Regions from separate parts of the Homo sapiens genome. Here region 1 is linked to region 2. Evidence: chromatin loops called from intact Hi-C (ENCODE). Cell type or tissue: dorsolateral prefrontal cortex. All regions are shown on one strand. Region 1 overlaps ASS1 (argininosuccinate synthase 1). Region 2 overlaps PRDM12 (PR/SET domain 12).

Evidence for each region. Hi-C counts contacts between places; a loop is a spot of excess contacts. Peaks named below come from ENCODE experiments on the same cell type or tissue, not always from the same donor. Only the 100,000 strongest peaks of a DNase experiment are listed, where the experiment ranks them.
Region 1: a loop joins it to region 2, with 9 times the contacts of the local background. A loop is called at or near these places in 105 of 110 quality-filtered maps.

What each region holds. Positions count from the first base shown.
Region 1 is chr9:130,459,907-130,462,406 of GRCh38, forward strand. The region is part of intron 4 of ASS1 (argininosuccinate synthase 1); the gene reads left to right. Among named protein-coding and RNA genes, the nearest start is that of ASS1, 16 kb to the left of the region's middle. RefSeq lists enhancers at 1,487-1,576, 1,657-1,706. In dorsolateral prefrontal cortex, CTCF peaks have their summits at 1,439 (motif pointing right) and 1,650; a DNase peak (open chromatin) is centred at 1,445; H3K4me3 peaks cover 363 bases.
Region 2 is chr9:130,681,440-130,683,939 of GRCh38, forward strand. It overlaps PRDM12 (PR/SET domain 12), which reads left to right. Exons shown (of 5, transcript NM_021619.3): 5 at 1-1,544. The coding sequence ends at 230. Among named protein-coding and RNA genes, the nearest start is that of EXOSC2, 11 kb to the right of the region's middle. RefSeq lists enhancers at 3-678, 724-893 and a silencer at 334-573. In dorsolateral prefrontal cortex, CTCF peaks have their summits at 1,293 (motif pointing left) and 1,493; DNase peaks (open chromatin) are centred at 780 and 1,242; H3K4me3 peaks cover 1,244 bases; H3K27ac peaks cover 971 bases.

The DNA.
Region 1 (2,500 bases), 220 kb before region 2:
GCCCCCTGCCTGCTGCTCTTCGGAAGGCAGTCCTTGAGAAACCAGATTCCTGACAATGTTGGCAACTGTCAGCCGATGTTTTTATAAAGACCCAAGTCATGAGCTCTCAGTCAGCGGACAGCATGCCAAGAGCCTGGTACAGGAATTGACTGTTTACCAACCCCACAGTCAGAAGGCTCGGAAACTCCCCAGTGACGGGGAGCTCACTACCTCGCCTGCCCGGGCTGGTCAGGGTGCTGATGGTGGGAAGTCCTGGCTCACTGTGGGAGGTCCTGGCTCACTGTGGTGCAGGGACACACACAGCTAAGATGATGATGGAGGAGACGCGGTTGATTTGAGGGTGGCCTGGGAGACAGCCACCCACCAGGATGGCACCTGTCATGTCTTTGAAAGTCCAAGTGTTCATTTCTTCACCGGAGCACTGGTTCAGCAAGCTTGCACTGGGTATCTGCTGGGAGTTGGGTGCTTGCTGGCATTGGCACAGTGCTAACTTCTTGGGCTCATTGCGTACCTTCAGAGAGCCCATTTCCTGGCAAGAGAAGAGAAAATGGATGTGTGATGAGGAATGGGAGTGGGGCCAGGGGTCTGTGCCAGGGAACTGCGGGAGCAGCAGGCAGGGGCTGAGGATGAGTCTAGAGGAGTGAATAATGGCATGGAAGAGTGTGAGAGGCAGAGGGAACAGCCTGTGGAAAGGCTTAGAGCCAAGAGGCCCTGAAGGACAGTCTGTCTGGGGCTGTGGAGCAGGAGCTATTGCTGTGGGGGAGGCAATAGGGCCAGGACTGGGCTGAGGCCATGCTGGGAGGTTTGGCTTCATCCTGAGGGCAACTGATTAGTGGGTGGAAGGAGGTCTCAGGTTGGATGGAGGTGGCCAGTGACTACCCCAGCGAGATGCTGGGGAAGAGACAGGGGAGAGCTTCTCACAGACTGCGGCCTTGGTTTTTACTGTCACTCCAGCTGTGGATGATGGGATGGTAGGAAACCAGGCAAGGAGGTTTGGGCGGGCCTGAGCTGTTGGGCAGGACCGTGTGTATGCTGCCATCTGTGCAAAGGTGGTGGCAGAGGAGGAGAACCCAGAGGATCAGGACTGGGCGACACAGCGAGACTCTGTCCCAAACAAAAAAAAAAGCTCCCGACCCATCTGCCTTAATGGAAAGAGCTGGATCGTGAGCTTCCTATCCCAGAAGGCATACAAGCCGAGGGCAGGGGATCAGAATTCTGGGAGGGGTCCTGCCCTCAGGTCTTTCCAACGGTACCATTAAGGTTCAGTAGGGCGGCATTCAGGTCTGGTGGAGTGCATGGGTGGGTGGGTGAGTATGGGTGGGTCGGCTCTGGCTCAGGCAGTTCCCGGGTCCATGCGGAGACCCCCACCCCGGACCAGCCCACATTTAGCCTGCAACAGCCTCCCGCAGCCGTGTGCGCCCCTCCTCCATGTGGCCACCAGAGGGCGCCAGAGGCTTGGGTTTGAGGCCTTGGGGGCCGACAAAGGCGGGAGGAGGTGGCGGCACCACCGGGGTCCTCTGTTCCCCATCCTGGACCTGCAGGGCGTGGTTCTGAGGAGAACGCCCCCCAAGCTAGTGCTATGGCCGCTCGGGACTTGGGGGCGTCCCTGCATTCACACTCAGAAGACCCAACAGGGACGGACTCCGGGGATGCCGGGGAGTAGGTGCTACCTGGCACAGCCACCTCTTTCCTGGGGTTGACAGGCAAGGCGTACTTCTGCGCCTCAGTGTCCCTTTATGACAGTACCCAGGAAACCCCCAACAGCCTCTGGAGACAATTTCCGAGAACTGGGGGTATGAGTGGAGAACCAGGAAGGCTGGGAGCGAGGGGAATCCAAGGCCTTGGAGGTGCTGGTCCAGCCTTCAGGCATTTACCCCCTGAGTAACCACCCAGCACCACCATCCCATGAGTATCCACCCAGCACTGCCCCGGGCGCCATCACGGGGGACGGGCCAGGTGGAGGCTTTCGGGTCTTTGGGCTCAGGGAAGGTGACAGTGAAATGTTGGGGGGACAACGGATTGGCCTGGGATGTGAGGGGGAAGGGCATCCTGTTTGCTGGAACCGCCTGAGCCCAGCCCTGAAGGCAGAGGCGGAGGCAGCCTCCCTTCCCAGCACCCCGTCCAGACAGCACCTGGTGCAGAAATTGAGCCGCACTCTCCCCTCCCATGCCCTGCTGCCAGCCCCACCCCTGCCCACCCAGAGAGCTGCACCGAAGCTGGGGTGGCCCTTGCGGGGCTCCTCTCTCCCCCTAGTTTTGGAAGAGGGGCCTGGAAATATGATTCTGAGACTCTAGCCGGGGAGCGAGAGTTTTGTAAATGGCACCATCTGTATGGGTGCCCCAGGGCAGATGGGAGACCCCAGGCCCCCCAGTCCCAGTGGGACCGTGTTTACATGCATGTTTACACACGTGTGCACAAATATCAGCATGCGGACACTCGTGTGTGAGACACTACATCCTCCTTCTCCCCGGAAAGCTGCCAGGAGCTGCCCTGGTGCTGG
Region 2 (2,500 bases):
TGCACACGGGCGAGCGCCCCTACAAGTGCCAGGTGTGCCAGAGCGCCTACTCGCAGCTGGCCGGCCTGCGCGCCCACCAGAAGAGCGCGCGGCACCGGCCGCCCAGCACCGCGCTGCAGGCACACTCGCCCGCGCTGCCCGCCCCGCACGCGCACGCGCCCGCGCTCGCCGCCGCCGCCGCCGCCGCCGCCGCCGCCGCCGCGCACCACCTGCCGGCCATGGTGCTGTGAGCGCGCCCGCGCCCCCGCCGGGCCCCGCGCGCTCCTGGGTCCCCGGCACCCCGGCCCCGCAGCGCGACTCGCCCTCCAGCCCCAACCCCCGGCCCGGCGCCGCCGCGGAGCCCCGCGCGCTGGGGTTGCGCCCCGGAGGCGGATCTCAGGCACCCCCGCCTTGGCCCGTGTCGCAGATGAGGACACTGAGGGCGGCGTCCCTCACCCAGGCCACGCAGCTGGTGCGGCTGTTCGGCCGCCTCCTCTGGGAGGGGGTCCCCCTGCCTGGCCTCGCCCCCGAGTCTCCCTGCTGCTGTAGAGCCGGGCGCCCAGGCCGGCATCCCCCTCGTGGGTGGCAGGAGAGCGGACTTAGAGCCCCCGAGGGCCCCTCAGCAGAGGAAGGGGAGTCCCCTCCTCCGCCACCGAGAGTCCTGTGCTTCGGAATGAAGGGAGGGCGACCTCCTTGTCCGGGTGTGGTCGGGCGCGGGGGTTGTGGGGGCGCCATCTCCTCTTCCGGCCCCTGGGACTGGTGTCCTGAAGTGTCGGGAGTCCTTACGCAACCTTGACATGTGCGGGCTACTGGGGTCCATCGGCAGCGGGAAGAGACCCGGAGAGATGCATCTTCTGGGCCCTTCTCTCCTTTAGGCCAGCTTACCCCCAAACCTGGCTCCTGGGGACGGATGAGGAAGGAGCTCTTTGCAGTGCACCAGGCACGTTGAGAGTGGAGGCACAATGGAAATCCTCTGTGGGACCCCGAGCAAGACCCTGCACCTCTTTGGGCCTCAGTTTCCCCATCTGTAAAATGAAGGAGTTGGACCAATGCCCCCTCCCCTTCAGCTGTGACATCGTGCCTGGGAAGGCGAAATATACCCCCAGCCCCTTCCAACACACACACTCCAGCGAGAGGAGGGCAAGACTGGAACCGCTGCCCGAGAGGTTAAGGTGGCTTCTGTGGCCACGAAGCGCTTCCGAGCTGTGCCCAGTCCCGGGAATTCCGCCCAGTCTGCCCACACTTCCCTCGGTCCCTGCCCGTTTCCTCAAATTCGGGCCGTGCGCGCCCTCTGGTGTCGCCTCTCACACTTTGCAGTCATTTACCAGGATTCCCGTAGGGCGTTTTGTAAAATAAACTATAATATTAATGAAAAGTATAAAATGTATAGAGTTTTCAAGAAACTGCGTTCTACTTCCAGAAGATGGTCACTTTAACCTTGTAAATATTTATCTAAAATGATATTTACAAAACTGTAATATATTATTATTTGATTGTATATGTACAACTGTAAATACATTTGTACCTCTCTTGTATTCTAAAATAAAAATTACTTGGAACATTTATCATTTAGCATCTGAATGGGTGGACACTTTTATCTGTAGGAAGGAAATATAGAAAGTGTCTAGAAGCTGGAAAGGGGCGGGTAAGCGTTGTTCCACTTACTGGTGTGTACAGGAAAATTCTCTCTGTCACAACTGGGATGTCAGAGCTCAGTGAGATGGGCCACAGTGCAAAGCAACCGGAAATCTTGAAAGGGGCCAGGCAGATTTCTCCCGGTTTCCAGCTGGCTCAAACATCAGTGCCTTATTTTGTAACTTCTCCCAAATATTTACTTTTTTTTTTTTTTTTCATTTTAATGGCCAACTCAAAGGAGTTCAAGCAGCCAGTGGGAATGGGCCAAAATGGCCACCAAGTGCCCTCCCAATGCCTAGACTCTCCAAATGTTCTGGGCACCCATTTCCAGACCCTCTTGAAGAAGACCAGGGAGCAGGAAGACCTCTAGTTAAAGCCAGAGGGCTTCATGGTTCCTATAGGGCCAGTCTCACCTCTCCTCTCCAGGAAGGAGGTGCGTGCAGGGGAGTGTGAGTTCACACCTGTGCTCCAGCATACACCAGCCATGAGGGTGTCATCGTCCAACCCACTGGGTGTGTGGTTTCCTGGCATCCCGCAGATACAACTCTGCATCTTCATCCAGCACACGTGTGCACACATGTGCACCTGCAGACACTTGGGAATTTACACTTGGACACACAGCCCAGCCCCACTTGGAACTTCAGGGGTGTACTCCTAAAGACCCCCTTACTTTGAGTGATTTGTCTTGGACCCTGGAAATGGAGGCACAGGCAGGGTTGGACACCTGATGAGTTCACTTGCAGGCCCCATCTGGGGTTCACTCCCTCAGGCCAGTGGGGGAAGTCACCTTTGGTTCTCCTCCCACTGGAACCTCGCTTCTCCTTTGACACCCCACCATTAGGCTCCCAATGCCTCCGGTGGCCCCTGCATTCCCCCCTCCCATGCA